Linked DNA regions of Homo sapiens: region 2 is linked to region 1. Evidence: read pairs that join two places in POLR2A ChIA-PET (ENCODE). Cell type or tissue: Panc1. All regions are shown on one strand. Each heading gives the region's core, and the rest is flanking DNA. Links, peaks and the distances in the headings are about the cores only.

Region 1 (7,800 bases), core at 1,320-5,319:
GCAAGTCATGTAGCTCAGTTCTGGCTAGATTGTGTTGATTAGCCATTTCATAATTTTATTACTGTCATCTTGACTTTAATTTGAACTGAATCTTTCAACATATGAAGGCAACTCATATGTATTTTAAAATGAATTACTGAGTGATTCACTGATGAAACATTCTGGGATGCTAGAAACATCACTGGAAGATTTAATGTACCATCCGAAGGTATACATAGAGGGTAAATTTATTGTGGCTACTTGATTTGCAGCATACGACCCCATAACTCTCTGTGCATAACTGCTGCTCGGGTTTATTCTTACCTCCAACACTGGACATTCTGGAGGAGTCCTGATGAGAGCTGGATTTATTGCGGTTTTGATTTTTTCGTTTGTTGGCTGCTCTCACGGATCGAAGAAGTACCTCACTCGCCTTGAAGAAGGCCACCATGAATGGTTGTTTTGACTGAGGTCCCTGTCTTCCCACAAGACCAGCAGATTTTACGTTGATACTGCGTCCTAGAACGTAATACAAAAGCACTTGGTTTATGAAAAAGAAAGAACAATTACCTGATGTGAATGAATTCTGAGGGTACTTTGAAAAGGGGAAAAGTTTTAAAACATTATCAGAATGCCTTCCTTACAGGCCAAGATTCTTATAAATATTGAGGCTTACTATTACAGACAATTATCCATCTATGGTGTTACATCTTGCATCATTCTTCCACCACAGAATACCCTCCAGCTGCTTTCACTCACTGAGAGCTTCTCAGACCTTGAAGTCAAGAATACTATAAATTGGAAGATTTGACTACTCATTCGCCTGGAAATGTCCACATTAAATAACAATTTAAAAAAATATTAGCTATGGGCTCTTCGGCACTAAATGCCCTGTAATTTTCCTTTAAGTTATAAAAGCCGAATACTTGGCAGGGTGTTTCTACTTTCTCCAGCCTATTCGAAGCCTTTCAAGTGTTAATTAGTGGTGATAGCCTTTCCACCTTCACTTCTGGCCAGTGCCCAGCAACCTTTACTAAGCTGCACTACACTTAAAGTTCTTCACAAGTCATTCTGGAAGCCTAGTCTGGGGATGGAGGTCTGCTTTAAGCCGCAGTTATTAAAAGTAGTGGCAAAAACTGCAATTACCTTTGCACCAACCTGATAATTATCAATATGAAGTATTGTGAAATAAACATAGAAATTTTGGAATTCCTCCCCTTCTGAGTTTTGACACACCTAAATGTTTACTGAAAGGAATTCAGAAGAGGCAAACCAAGCCTGGAGACTCTCAGAAAGAAGAATAAACAATCCAAGTGAGCTTCAAGACTCAAATTTGCCTATAAACTAGCCTGTGTCTCAGACCCTTATGTGTTCTTTGATGTGGTTATATATCAGTGAAAAGGGACACAACAAGTACCAATATAGGAGTGAGTTAAAAGTCAAGGTGCCCTAGAGATAAAGTTGATAAAGTACCTCTCCCATGTGGGTAGTAATAATAATACTTAAAACTATGTCAAATCACTTTGGAGTGGTTGCTGTGCTAGGCATCTTTCTAAGTAGTTTCCATGCATTATTTAATTGGATTCCACAAATGCCCTACAGTTAGGTATTAATAGTATCCTCTTTTAGTAGTTTTTATTAGGCTCTTCTAATTTAAAATAATCACTGAAAATTATATTTTATATATATGTGAAAAAGAAAACCATTGATATCTGGTTCAATGAAAATCATTCAAAGATGATATTTAACCTTAAATTGTAAATTTGGTTAAGAATTATGTATATCTTATGCAAAGTTGCTACTCTAGATACAGAAGTTAGCAATCTTTTAAGAGTAACATATAATGTGGTTTGAAATATGTGCATGATTGACTCTGGCTTGCCCCATGAGAGATGTGCATGTTTTCTTAAAATATTTATTCAGTAAAGACTGTGGAGCAACCTCAGTCCATTATAAAACCTGACCCACCTTAGAAGAAAGGAAAGGAAAGCAAGTCCCCAAAATGGCATCAATGGCATTTTAGCAAATAAACCCTTGCTCTTAACAAAATTTATTTTGGCAGCATAAAAACTTTTGTGTATACTTCCATTGTGCAGAGAACAAGACCGTCAGAAAATGAGACCGTGTCGTATAAGGTTGTGCAGCTGTTGAGAGGGACGGACACAGGGGTTCTTCAAATGTGGAGGTATTGGTTGAAAAAAAAAAAAAGGCTGCATCAATTTAGACAGCATAGGTATCCTCCACAGTTGTCTTACAACCTACTGGGAAAAGTTGTCCAATTCCTACAAGTATTAAAATGGCCATCTGCCTCACAAATGCCACTATACTGAGTTCTACAAGAGAAGGGACTTACAAATAATCAAAGCAGTAAACCTTAAACAAATAAGCATATAGATTTCTCTTTTAAATGCAAACTTACAGTGGCTCTATGCCAGAGTCTATATTTTTTAGAAAAACTCTATCACTGGCATAAATGAAAGAGGCAGTTTGATTTGTGGTCCGAGCAGTTTCCATTCTACTTCCACTGTAACAAATGTATTAATTCAGCTCAGACTTCCTCCTTCTGGCAGCCCTTTCACTGTAAAAAGAGAAATTAGAAGTTCCAGCCAAATACCATACCTTGAACTGACCCACTTCAATACATAAACACTTTTACAACATGTTTATTCAGGTGTAGCACTTGAAATTGGTTTAAGATGTTTCCAGTGACAGAGAGCTTAGCAAAAGAAAAAAAAAAGAACTGAGAAACTTAACTGTTATAGAATAGAATAACTAGCAATCTGTTCTTTAAATTTTTTCATTTTTTTTTTCTGTCTTGGAGTACAACATAAAAAAGTATTTGACGAAGCTTTTATTTTGATATTTTAATGAAGTGTTAATTTAACAGGAGCTAAATTTTAACTTGTATACATTGATGACTGCAGAAATCATTTTTAATGTATGATCTTTCTAATACTGAAATAGGTTGCTGAGAGATGTTCATAAATGGAATACAATAAAATCAATTTTCCATTCATTACAACACACACTGACTCTTTTATAGTTAAATAAGCACTTAACAAGAAGTTCCAAGTTTCCTTTGGGTTGCCAGGGGGTTTCTTTTGTTATTATTCCAAAGACTTTCAATATTTTAATTTTTATCTGTGGAGAAATAATACGGATCTGAAGATTTATGTTCTAAAAACTGAAAAGATGTGTGTATGTTACAAATACGGGTTTCTTGGGTTTTACAAAGGTGGATATTGTATTTGAAGCAAAGTACCCTCCAAACCAATGTGAACTCCCTTTAAAATAACTTTTAATATTATTAAGTTTCCTCTTGGTTTCCTTTTTACTTCAGCAATGGAGTGACTATTAAGATTCCACAAGTTAATGCTTGCTCAGTTACCCTTGGTCTTGAGCTACACCATAGATGCATTAACTATTTGACCTAGTATTTCAGAAACAATACACTTATATTGATTATGTTGACTAAACCTTTTCAAAGACTGAATAGTTATTTTAGTAGAAGTACTGAGAGAAACCCAGACTACACCGTATGTATTAAAAAAAAAGTAAATTCTTTATAAAACTTTATTTGAACTTTTTAAATGATATTATTAAACATACAGTATGTTTTAGATATTGCAAATATATAACTGAAGAAGCCTACCTAAAGCATTTTGATTTAGAAACACATTACCTTTACATGTGTGTATCAACATGGATTTAATTTTCAAAGCTGATTCTTGTTTTAGAGTAGTTTCTAGTTTAAAAACATACATAAAGATGAAGCATTGAATATACAGTGGAAATGAAAATGGGGGTGAGGTAACAAAAAGAACATTAAAATAAAGTATGGTAAGGATACCAGCTTGAGCCCAAGCTTAGTCACCTTAGGATTCAGACACATCCAGGCATAGCTAGAACAGTGATAGATTTGATTCGCCAGGCATATATTTAAAGAAGATTGAGCAATTTTGTGGGCAAGAAGTCATCTTAAGAAAAAGATGAGCTGCAGTGATATTTTTTTAAGTCTATAACTCAGAGTTACTTCTGGCACAGCTTCAATAGATGCATGTTTAACTCCTAGAAAGAAAGGGAATCAAAGAAAATCTAATACATCCCTTTTACCCAAAGTCTCTAAAATACTGGGAAGACAAGGTAGCACTACTTTGGAACTTAGTTAACAGACTGGCAGAAGTGGTGAACAAAGATTCTCTCTATATGAGAAGAATGGCTTCTGAGCAGTTCCACATTGGGTCAGGATGGCAGCAACAGAATGATCTCCGAAATTATCTTCTGTATTAGTCATCAGCATTGACTTCAAAGAGTAGTACCAGCTCAAAGCTGAGCGGAGCAGCAATCTGACAACACTGGGAGTTTTAATGTGCATCAATAACTATACCAAAGCAAAGCAAGAGACAATGCCAGTAATGGGATAAAGTGGCTCCAATTGCAAGAGAAAAATTCCCTTGTATGATATCCATGTCTTGATGTGGACACTGGAAAGAGGGTAGGGATGTGATCTGCTAAATGGATGGGGTGGTAATAGGAGGTAAAAAGCTTGGTTGCTGGAAGCTGTTCAAGCTTAAACACACAAATGGGAGGGAAGAAGAGACAGCAGAGAGGAGATTGAAAGGGTTCTTGAAGGATGTGCCAACATTTCAGTGATCTTGCTGGTGGCAGTTAGACCCAAAGAAACATTGTTTATTCCTAATTATTTCAGGTTTGGGTATCATATAATACTTGGATTATGAAATGAAAGTGGTAATGACTATAACTGTAGGCATCCAGAGTTTGTTATTGACATAGATATTGTCTTTTTGTATTTACAAAAACAAAACAAAACAAAAAACAAACAAAAATATTAAATATTTGCTCGTGAAAAGTTTTTTAAGAAATATTTATACCTTGTCCATCTTATTTTCTCCTCAAAATTATTGTACCAGAATCATAAAGAAACAATTTGAGCAGCAAATATATGGGTATATTATTTTACAGTTTTATTAACTCAGTGAACAAAGATAGGATTGGACTGATATCTTCTAAGAAATTATTATTCTATTCATAAAGAGATCAAGAAGGATGTAGATGAGGCTGGAGCGCTGAACTACTAAATTTTGTCATAATTGGGGCTGGAGATTCAATCCTTCTAGATCTGCTACTCTAACCCAAATGACTTCATATAAGTACTGAGGTTAGTGTATTGTGGTCACATTTGCCTAAGAACACAACTGAAACTATTTCAAATTTATAGTCACAGGGAAGGTAGACTGGCAAACCAAAGCTCTATCCCAGACTCACCGGTTTTGTATTTCAGACCACTCCTTTTGGAAAATATGATTTTCAAAATGTTTATTTCTTTCAAAACAGAGTTATTAAAGGAGATTCTGACATAAAACAGCTCTTCAGACACATGTTGATGTTATAAGGATAAGTGGTTCCAAATATGATCATTGAGTTTCCCTCTAGGATACACAGTTTGAAAAACATTCATTTGAGGATTTATCAGAGTCTAAACGTTGATATCACTTTGAGATGTTAGCATACATTCCAGTTCGTTTTTTTCTCCTCTAAACCCACGGTAATTGACTGCTTAACCCAAAACACCTGTGATGGAACTTGTGCACAAATTATCTTTTCTTCATTTCAAAAATGGCTCTTGCAGTATCCGTTATGGACTCCTTAGCAGTAGTCAAATCAGTGTATTATCTCCCATCCACACATCTATCTGATCTTCACTTATTTTCAACCTGTGATTAACTTTGATTCTGGTACTGTGAAATTATGGATTATATGACTCTAAATTATACTAGAATTCTACCCTTTTTAGAAACTGATCATTTAAAACGTACAGAATTCACCACCCAGCATACAGAATAAATCATTTTTATATGAGATTTTAAGGAATGTGAGGAAGATAGAATCTTGTCTACTTAAATTCTATATATACTTAAATTTACTATAATCTTAAATTAAGTATATTGTAATCTAGCTACAAATTTCAACTTTGTTATACTTTGATGAAAAATTTGCATCTTTTGTAGTTTTATTGTAAAAGCGCAGACCTGTTGCCAGAGTTAAGTATACAGACTTGAAGTATCACAAACAGAAATTTAGCGTTCCTCCTTATTACTTTCTTGTTTTTCAAATGGTTTACATTGCTTTATAAATTCAAACAAAAATAAGGAAAAGTTGGGATTTTAAACTATTTTTTAAGTATTAAAATTTTCTTTTAACTGTAGAGAACAGGATAAGATTTTTGAGTGATTCTTCACAGTAATTCTGGGGTTCTGTTTAACAAATGAGGTTTGGCGTACAATACCTTGGCTGGACTTTTCTCTTCTCTTCTTTTTACTGACATTTAAAAGAGTAATCTAAAAAAAAAGCCACTTTGCCAGTATTATATATTGATAATTATATATTATTGGTAATGTGTGAAAATCAAAGGAAGGGACAAATGTAATAATATGTACAAACAAGCATAGGATTCTGTGGCTCATAAGTAAAGGGGAAAAAAAAGACGGACTGGAAAAATGAAATCCAGGAAGGGCTATTATTAGTAGCAGTACCCTGACACACTGATATGAACTATGAGTTGAGAGTTTTCTGTGGATAAGAAACGTGCTTATGGCCAGGAATGGTGGCTCACGCCTGTAATCCCAGCACTTTGGGAGGCCAAGGTGGGCCAATCACAAGGTCAGAAGATCGAGACCATTCTGGTTAACACAGTGAAACCCCATCACTACTAAAAAAAAAAAAAAAAAGAAAGAAAGAAAGAAAGAAAGAAAGAAACGTGGTTACAACTCCTGGTAACATATAGCAGTAGAAGAAATCCATTTTTCTATATGATTTGGGTATGTTAGGGATAAAGAAGTTTAAAGGGGATAGAGATTTTTTAAAGTGTTGACATTCTTTCTAAAAATTTTGCAGAAGATACTGTCGTGCCCCACAGTTTGATAAAGTGACGGGGCTTAGAAAAGAAACGGGATATTTGGTCAGAAACATTGGCAGGATAACTAAAGTCATGCAGGGGGAGAAACACAAACCCTTGAGAACCCAAGCTCATGAGGGTCCAGGAAGTAGGGCCTGAGGACAGAGAAGCTGAGAACTGTAAAGCAGCATGGCCAGAGGTTTGTGCCCAGTTGTGGAAGCTGTCCAGAATGCTGAAATGTTTTATTGCATGGAGGGCAGGACTGAGGTGATGGAAAATGATTAGTTTCCTTCCATGGGACATCACTCTGAAATGAGGGGCTTGCTGTCTCGGGCATGACAAGCCCAACAAATGTGTTTTACTTGGTCCCTATTTTCAGCCGCTAGAAATATGAATCTCACGCTAGGGATTGTAGTTTACCTCCACAAAAGCACTTACTTTTTAATAGCTCTTGTCTTTATATATAGCACCTTTCCCCTGAGGTCCTATGAACTTTACAGACATCATCTGTCACATGCCCCAAAAAGATTGGTTAGCAGTTGGTCTTATAGCCCTCATTTATTTTAAGAAAGTAGAAACATTCTTTTCACAAAATCATGAGAACAGTGAATTATTTTTCTTCTTCTTCTCCAGTTATTATGTGACTTTTTAAAATAAAAATTATACATATCTTAAATGAAAGAATCTTTTCCTTCAGAAGCCTGGGGGATTTTAGTAAAACTATAGGGAAGCAGAATTTCAGCAGAAATCAACCAAAAACTTTAAAAACTCTTTCTTTGTGTTACAACATCAATGACAAAAAGCTTTTAGATGTCAAACACATTTTAGTTTGTTTCACAGCAGTGAAATTTTAGTATTCTGCATTTTACCTATAGTAATTAAAGTGGTCTTTGAAACTTAGTTAC
Region 2 (7,800 bases), core at 2,579-6,578, 120 kb after region 1:
TTGCTCTTCATAAGATCTCCACATTTCTCATCTCCTTAAATTTTTACCATCCTCATCTGTATTAATATATTCACAGTAGCTCCTCAGGCTTGCTTAGTTGCCTCAGACTTTGACACTAATTCTATACTTTATGTATCTTCAGCTAATGCCATAATTTCTTGGGAAGTTTTTGTTTTTGTTTTCTTTGGTTTTATTTTGTTTTGTTTTGTTTTGTTTTGTTTTGTTTTGTTTGAGACGGAGTCTCTCTCTGTCGCCCAGGCTGGAGTGCAGTGGCATGATCTCAGCTCACTGCAAGCTCTGCCTCCCAGGTTCACGCCATTCTCCTGCCTCAGCCTCCCGAGTAGCTGGGACTACAGGCACCCTCCACCGTGCCTGGCTACTTTTTTGTATTTTTAGTAGAGACAGGGTTTCACCATGTTAGCCAGGATGGTCTCTATCTCCTGACCTCGTGATCTGCCCACCTCAGCCTCCCAAAGTGCTGGGATTACAGGCGCGAGCCACTGTGCCCGGCCCTGGGAAGTTTTAATAAACCTAAAATTAATTCCCTTTCAACCTCAAAATGATTCTGTATCTATTTTCTTTTTCTCTTCTATGTCATGCAAAGAGGTGCCTCCCGAATCGTCACAATGTCCCTCTGTGGTTGCAACGCCATACCATACTGCCTTGCCAAAGTTTATCCTTCACCAGTCATTCCTTTTTCAATATTTTCTACCATCCCACCTTTATCAGTCATTTGCTCCTTCTTTTCCAATATTTCAATATAATGCAAACTTTTGTGTTCACCTGTCAGTCCATCAAGTTATCATGTAATTTCTCACCTGTCCAAAATTCCACCATTTTATCACTACGTATTTGGTTATCTACTAGTATTAAGTTATTGTCCCCACAACTTAGCTGAAACTATTTCCTTACATGTCAACTCTCATCTCCTAGTTATAATATAAAATGGATGTTCTCTATCCTTAACTTTTCTTGTGTATCCCAACCACAGTTTTAAAAAATGTTTTGTAGAGAAAGAGTATCACTGTGTTGTCCAGGTTGGTCTCAAACTCCTAGTCTCAAGCAATCCTCCTACCTCATCTTCCCAAAGCACTGGGATTACAGGCATGAGCCACCACACCCCACCCTCAATAGCACTTGATACTGTAGTTATAATATTTAACAATGTTGACCCATTATTCACTGTGAAATTTTTTCTTCTCTTGAGTTATGTGGCACTGATTCTCCTTATTTCCTTTGTATATTTAGAAAAGCCTTTGATGTGTCTTTTTTATTAATTCTTTATCCTCCTATGCTTAGATAGATACATACATACTTTTCATAACTTCAGCTAATACTGTGTTGAAGATTATTAGCAAACCAGCATCTCTAGTCCTGACTTATTTCTGAACTTCAAGTCCCACATTTCTAGTTGCTCACTGGGTATTCAAAACTAAATAAACCAATGGCACCTTAGACTCAATATGAACAAAATAGAATTTATTGGTCCCTCTTTAAAACCTGAGTCCCCTATATTCCATAATGCATATCCCCTACATTATAGTCAATGTCAATTAAGCATTTTCTATGCTTCTGGTACTACGCTGTGTCTTGTTAATGCCAATATAAAAGATATAGTTTTTATCCTCAGGTCTAATGGAGAAGACAGAAATATAGAATTTAGTGTATTTTAATAGAGCTAAACCCAGATTTCCGCAGGTGTTTATCCCAGACTTACGACAATACAAAACAAATTTCTGAAAGGATGCTATCTAAGCTAAGTCCTGAACAAACGTAAATCACTAGCAGAGTTCTTGTTTGTTTTTTCTTTGTGTGCTTGCCAGCTATTATTTAACAACAGTATTCAACCTTGCATGTGTATCACAGTGATCTCCAGAACTGTTTTTCAAAGATGAAGTGTCTGACCTCACCTGAAAATCCTGTTTTGGCAGGGTTAGGTTATGAGCAAAACCATTTTATCATTCCAAAGCTCCTCACTTTAAACTTTGGCACTGATTTAGGATATCATTGATTTGTCCCCTAATGGAAAGAACTAAAATCAACTACAGAGAAAGATTTATTTTAAACATAGGAAAGCACTCCTTAGTCATTAAAAACTTGGGAAAGTACATGGCTGTTCTCATAGTCTTAGTCCATTTGTGCTGCTATGACAAAATACTTGAAGCTGAGTAATTGACAAATAATAGAGATTTATTTCTCACAGTTCTGGAGGATGAAAGTCCAAGATCAAGGTGCTGGCAGTTTCTGTCTGGTGAGGGCTACTTTCAGTTTCCAAGAATAACATCTTATTGCATTCTCGGACAGGGATGAATACTGCGTCCTCACATGGTGAAAGGGATAGAAAGGATAAATTTGCCCTCTCAGGTCCTTTTAGAGGGCACTAATTCATTTATGAGGGCAAGGCCCTCATTACCTAATTATCACCTAAAGGCCCTACCTTTTAATATTGTAGCATTGGGGGTTATGTTTCAATAAAAATTTTGGAGGGAACACAAACATTCAAACCATAGCACATAAGTTCACTTCTGTCATGAAGTCTTTCAAGACCTTTCCCTCAATTCCAGAGACACCATCTGTGATACATCTCTATCAATGTCCTATCAATAAACTTATCTCTTGTGTCTGCCTCTTCCAACAGATAATGAGTTCCTTGAGAGCAAGGATTTTGGCTTTTTCATCTTTGGGATTCAGAACTAAACAATACTAGGCACATTGTTAGATGTTCTGTAATGTTTATGGATGAACTAATGAATAAGAATTACTCAAGTGAATATTGGCTAACAAATATGCTAAGAAAATGTAAGAGCAAATATAGAGGTCAGAAAAACCATGCTTATTCAAAGGTAGAATGCAAGGATGCTTGTAGCCAGAGATGAGGCTGGAGAGGCAAGCATGAATCTGATTGTAAAGAGCTTTGGATCCAGTGCTATAGTTTTTGGACTTTATCCTAAAAGTTATAAGGAACTTCTGAAAAACGTTTAGAAGTATACTGTAATTGAACAAATTTAAGTCATATTTTTAAGCTGTGCATTCAGGTGAGCAAAATTTTAACATACTTTTTCTAAAATGCACTTCAACCTCAATTTTGAATCTCCATTATAATTCTTTAGCCAATTCTATGGAAAAACAGTTATTTCAAATTCAAATGCTTTCTATGCAAGATTTTCTGTCCTTCTACTCCTGTTTCTCTTCAGGGGGTAATTCATGAAAGAAAGACATCTGGTCTCTGGCCATTGGCAACTGTCCATGCTGTCATCTACTGAAATGCAGAGTCAAGCAGAGCTCTTGGGATTCTAATTGGGTCAACTGGATAAATGTTATTACAGTTCACTAAGAAAAAAGATAGAAGAGTAAGACTTAGTCTGAGGAGGGGTCGGGACAGAGAATGTTATCTTTGCAGGGCTTCGATTACAGTCAGGAGATTAACTCAAGTAGGCAGATGGACATCTGGGATCTAGAGCTCAGGAGGAAAAGGTGAAATAGAAATGATGATTTTGGGATTCATCAACAAAATGTCTGGTAAAGACAGATACTCAATAAATATTTGTTTAAAAAACATTGGAAATTAAGGTTGAAACTATGGGAATGCATGTGTAGAATTATAAGATGTAAAGGCTGAAAATAGAAAGTTAGGAAACTCCAACATATATGAAATGGGTTAAGGAAGCATTGTTCTTTAAATAACCAAATATGTAGGAAAAGAAACTAAGAGATAATGGTGTCACAGAAACCAAGATAGGAGAGAGTTGAAAATGATTAATTAATTACCATTATCAAATAGTTAGTGAAGTAAAGATAAGGAATAGAAATCTAGCCTATTAAGCCACAAAGAGATCATCATCAAAGACCTTTGCCTAAAAAGTTTTGGTGGAGGGGTGTAGATGGAAGCCAGATTTCAAAGGGTATGGAAAGCAAAATAATGAAAATAATGAAAATAATAAAGAAATATTTTATAAAAAATTAGAAGAGTAAAAGGAAAGGGAGAGATAGGTTTGCTACTAAAGACAAAATTAGAGTGAAATTCTGAATAGTTGGTTGCATTTAAAATTGAAAAACATAACTTTTTCACTAGTCGGTTTGTTAGTCTCAAACAGATATTTGGTTATACTCTTCTCTTCAATACATAACCTATATCAACATCAGTTGCTAAATGCTTTGAATTTTTTCCCTGTAGACGTTTACATTTCTTTCATTCTTCTATTATGACTCCCATGAAGTATAACGTCTTTTGATTCTTCCTTAAGTCACCTTGCACAACACTCTTAATTACTAAAGTACTGCTTGGATCATGTCACACATCTTCATTGTTTTTGGTACTTTCCTATTTCCTATCAGATAAACTAAACACTACTCTTATTTATGGAGAGAAAACAAAAAAGAATCTCAAATTGTTGCTCAGCTCAACAGCCATAAACCTCATTTTTAGAAGACTCTACCATTGTTCATGCCATTTCTTATGCCTAGAGATAATGCCCTCTTCACTTTTTCCACTATCCAAATTCCACTTATCATCTAAGACTCACTCTGGAAGTCATCTCAACAATGATATTTGCTTTAATCTCCTCGGGTGACAGAGATCCCTCTTTCCTGGTCAATGTGACAGTCCTGAATTTTTAGAGCTCCATCACCCTCTTATGCTGTTTGTGTTAAAGTTACTGGTGTCTTTAAATCTTCTGTGAGACAGTAAACAACTTGAAGATAGAGAATATGTCTTGTGTATCTTTTAGCCATCACAAAACTTTACATAGTAGATGTTCAACAACACCAGTAAAGATATGAATCTGTTTGTTAGTAATGTTAGTGCAAGAAAGGTCAAAAAAAAAAAAAGGAGGTGCAAAAGAGTGAGACAGAATTATTTTACTGTCTATTCAGTAAACTGAGACATTCATAGATCATATATTAAGACTTCTTAATCAGGGTTATAAAAATCCATTTAAAAATGAATTCATGACCAGGCACGGTGGCTTATGCCTGTAATCCCAGCACTTTGGGAGGCCAAGGCAGGTGGATCATGAGGTCAGGAGATCAAGACCATCCTGGCCAACGTGGTAAAATCCCATCTTTACTAAAAATACAAAAATTAGCCAGGCATGGTGGCACATATCTGTAGTCCCAGCTACTCGGGAGGCTGAGGCAGGAGAATCGCTTGAACCAGGGAGTCGGAGGTTGCAGTGAGTTGAGACTGTGCCACTGCACTCCAGCCTGGTGACAGAGTGAGACTCCATCTCAAAAAAAAAATCATTATACACAAATGATAATGATACTAATAGTAGAGTCTCCAACATACTTTAAAAATACTATGAAGCTATGCACCTTGAAAGAATTCTTTACCTTCTGGCCAGTGCTAGAGAGGTAACGGGTCCTGCGTGCTTATTATCCTGAAGGGGTCTAGTAGTGAATGAAGTTAAGAATAATGGTCCCATGGAAAGCTTTTGAACTAAGAAATAATTCCCGTTTGAATTAACAAGTAAGTCTGGAGCTTGTTTTCTATTCAAAACAGTTTGTTGTTATATAGTAAGAGATAGGAAAAAGGTAAGCCACAGGACCTCCTCAAGAATCTTGAAGTCTAACAGGAGAGGCAGAAAAATTGATGATAGCCTGAGATTATCACCCAGCCTCAAAGATCCAGCCCTAAGCTGAACATGTCCAGGGAAGCCAGCAGAAATCACTCATGGCCCCACTGCCGTTATGGACTGACTGTTGTCTCAGAGAGCCATCTCTGCAGCGCCTCTGCCTCTACAGACCAGAGCTGGAAATCTTCTCTGGGATAACTCCAAGGTCTTCAGCTCTGGCTCCTCAGCCTGTGGAGCTTGAGTCTCCCAAGCATGATGGCTATGGCCTAGTGCGCAGGAAGAGCCAGGTCATCTCCTCCTCCTCCTCCTTCTCCTCCACCCTGCCAGCATTTATGCTGTCTCCACCCCTTACACCCTGCACTAATGCTCTTCAGCTCAGATTTACCACAAATCAGAGCTGTTCACTAGAAATAATAATTCCACTCATCAGAGCCACAAATGTAATTTTAAATTTTCTGGTAGCCACATTTTTTTAATGTACAATGAAACCAGTAAAACTAATTTTCATTTTAGTAATATTTAAGCCCATATATCCAACATATTAGCATGTAAACATGTTATCAAAAGTTATTTATATAGTTTGCATTTTTATACTGTCTTTCAAATCCAGTGTTGTATTTTATGCTTATAGTGCTTTTCAATCCAGAGTAGCCATATTTGAATTCAGACTTGTAACACAGAGATTATCATAATGCACAGCAAAGTTCTAGATATTTGACATCCATGTGGAGACTGAGAAAAGAAAAGATACTCAACACAGTAAAGTTGGGCATGTCCACCTTGCCTACTCTACCATACCCTAGTTACCAGATTCTGGAAGGAACATGTGGTCCTCTGAGCCCTTCCAGTGGTAATTATCAAGTATACTTAAGTACCGTTAGGACCTGGAGGTCCCAAATAATGTCAAATATAAAGAGTAATATTGAATATCCTCCTTATTCTTGATTAAAAAAAAGCGTATCTGACATTTTTCTATTAAGTATAACATTTGCTCTAGATTGTTAGTATGTGCTGTCTATTATCCTTAACTTGTAATGTTTTTTCATCAACAATGAATTTTTATTCTTATCAAATGATGAACTTCTATTAAGAACATCTGAAATTTTTTCATTCCTTAATCTGTTAATGTAGCAAATTTATTAATATACTTTCTAATGTCAAGCCAAACTTGAAACTAGAATACAAGAATTTAATATTTGGTATGTTATCTAAATTCAGTTTGCTACTATTTTGCTTAAGTGTTTTTCCCTCTATGTTCATGAGTAGACGGGCCTGTTATTTTTATTTTACTCCATCTATCTAATTTTGATATGAAGTTACTTTAGTATTGCAAAAAAAATCTATTCTGTAGTTTTCTACTGCCTAGGAATTTTTTTACGACCAAAATCATCTATACCTTTAAAAGTTTGTAGAACTCATTTATAAAATTGCCTAGATCTGATGTTTTCTTTGTGTAAAGATTAACTAATGATTCAATGTCTTTAAATGTTATTTAACAACCCAAGTTTTCTATTTTAAAAAGTCATAAGAAAAGACAGACTAAAAGAAATGCTATACTACAGATACAGATGTAATTGCTGTCAAAATATTAAAAATTAAGATAGCTAAAGAGAAACAGAAAAGAAGAGGTTGTAGGCCCTAAGTTAAGATTTGAAAGATGATAGAGAATAGGCCCGCGCTGGCCAGGAGGTGGAAATCCTGACACAATGCATCGTAGGAGTATAATTTCAAAAGCATCAGCTGTGTAATATGTTCATGGAGGAGCAAATGTTCAAGTCTGGGTGCACTTCATAAAAAAAAAATAGAAGAAAATGAAAAGCAGACTGGAACTTGAATTCAGTGCTTAGGTGTTTGGACCTGACCTTAGTTATTTATAAGTTGTCAAAAATAATGGAACTGTTTCCTTGTCTTTGTTTATTGACAGATTAGAGCTGCCTAATATTGTTATGAATCAACATGTGTTGTACTCTTCTTGTTTACTTTTGTCAACATTTTCTAAGTTTACAAATTATTCTGTAGTGTTCTGAGAAAACTAGTGCTAGTAATGGTTACATCACATCTTGAGTGTCTTTCCCTTTAAAATTTTATCTGAAAGGAGAGAATCAGGCTCATGGTTAATCAGTTACTTCCTGGATGAAATAACGATTTTCACCCTACATAAAAAATAAAATGGAAAAAGTGTAAAACTTTAACTAGGAGTTACTTTATGATGGACTTACGTTATTTC

The links. ChIA-PET counts read pairs that join two places held together with the same protein. Peaks named below come from ENCODE experiments on the same cell type or tissue, not always from the same donor. Only the 100,000 strongest peaks of a DNase experiment are listed, where the experiment ranks them.
Region 2: POLR2A ChIA-PET joins it to region 1 with 6 read pairs; 1 of 35 experiments calls an interaction of 5 or more read pairs at or near these places.

The regions. Positions count from the first base shown.
Region 1 is chr6:55,773,746-55,781,545 of GRCh38, forward strand. BMP5 (bone morphogenetic protein 5) reads right to left here. Exons shown (of 7, transcript NM_021073.4): 4 at 304-498. Among named protein-coding and RNA genes, the nearest start is that of BMP5, 98 kb to the right of the region's middle. RefSeq lists an enhancer at 720-1,263. In Panc1, for the core only: no CTCF peak of the experiment used is centred there; no DNase peak of the experiment used is centred there; H3K27ac peaks cover 4,000 bases.
Region 2 is chr6:55,894,296-55,902,095 of GRCh38, forward strand. No RefSeq gene overlaps it. Among named protein-coding and RNA genes, the nearest start is that of BMP5, 23 kb to the left of the region's middle. In Panc1, for the core only: no CTCF peak of the experiment used is centred there; no DNase peak of the experiment used is centred there; H3K27ac peaks cover 1,789 bases.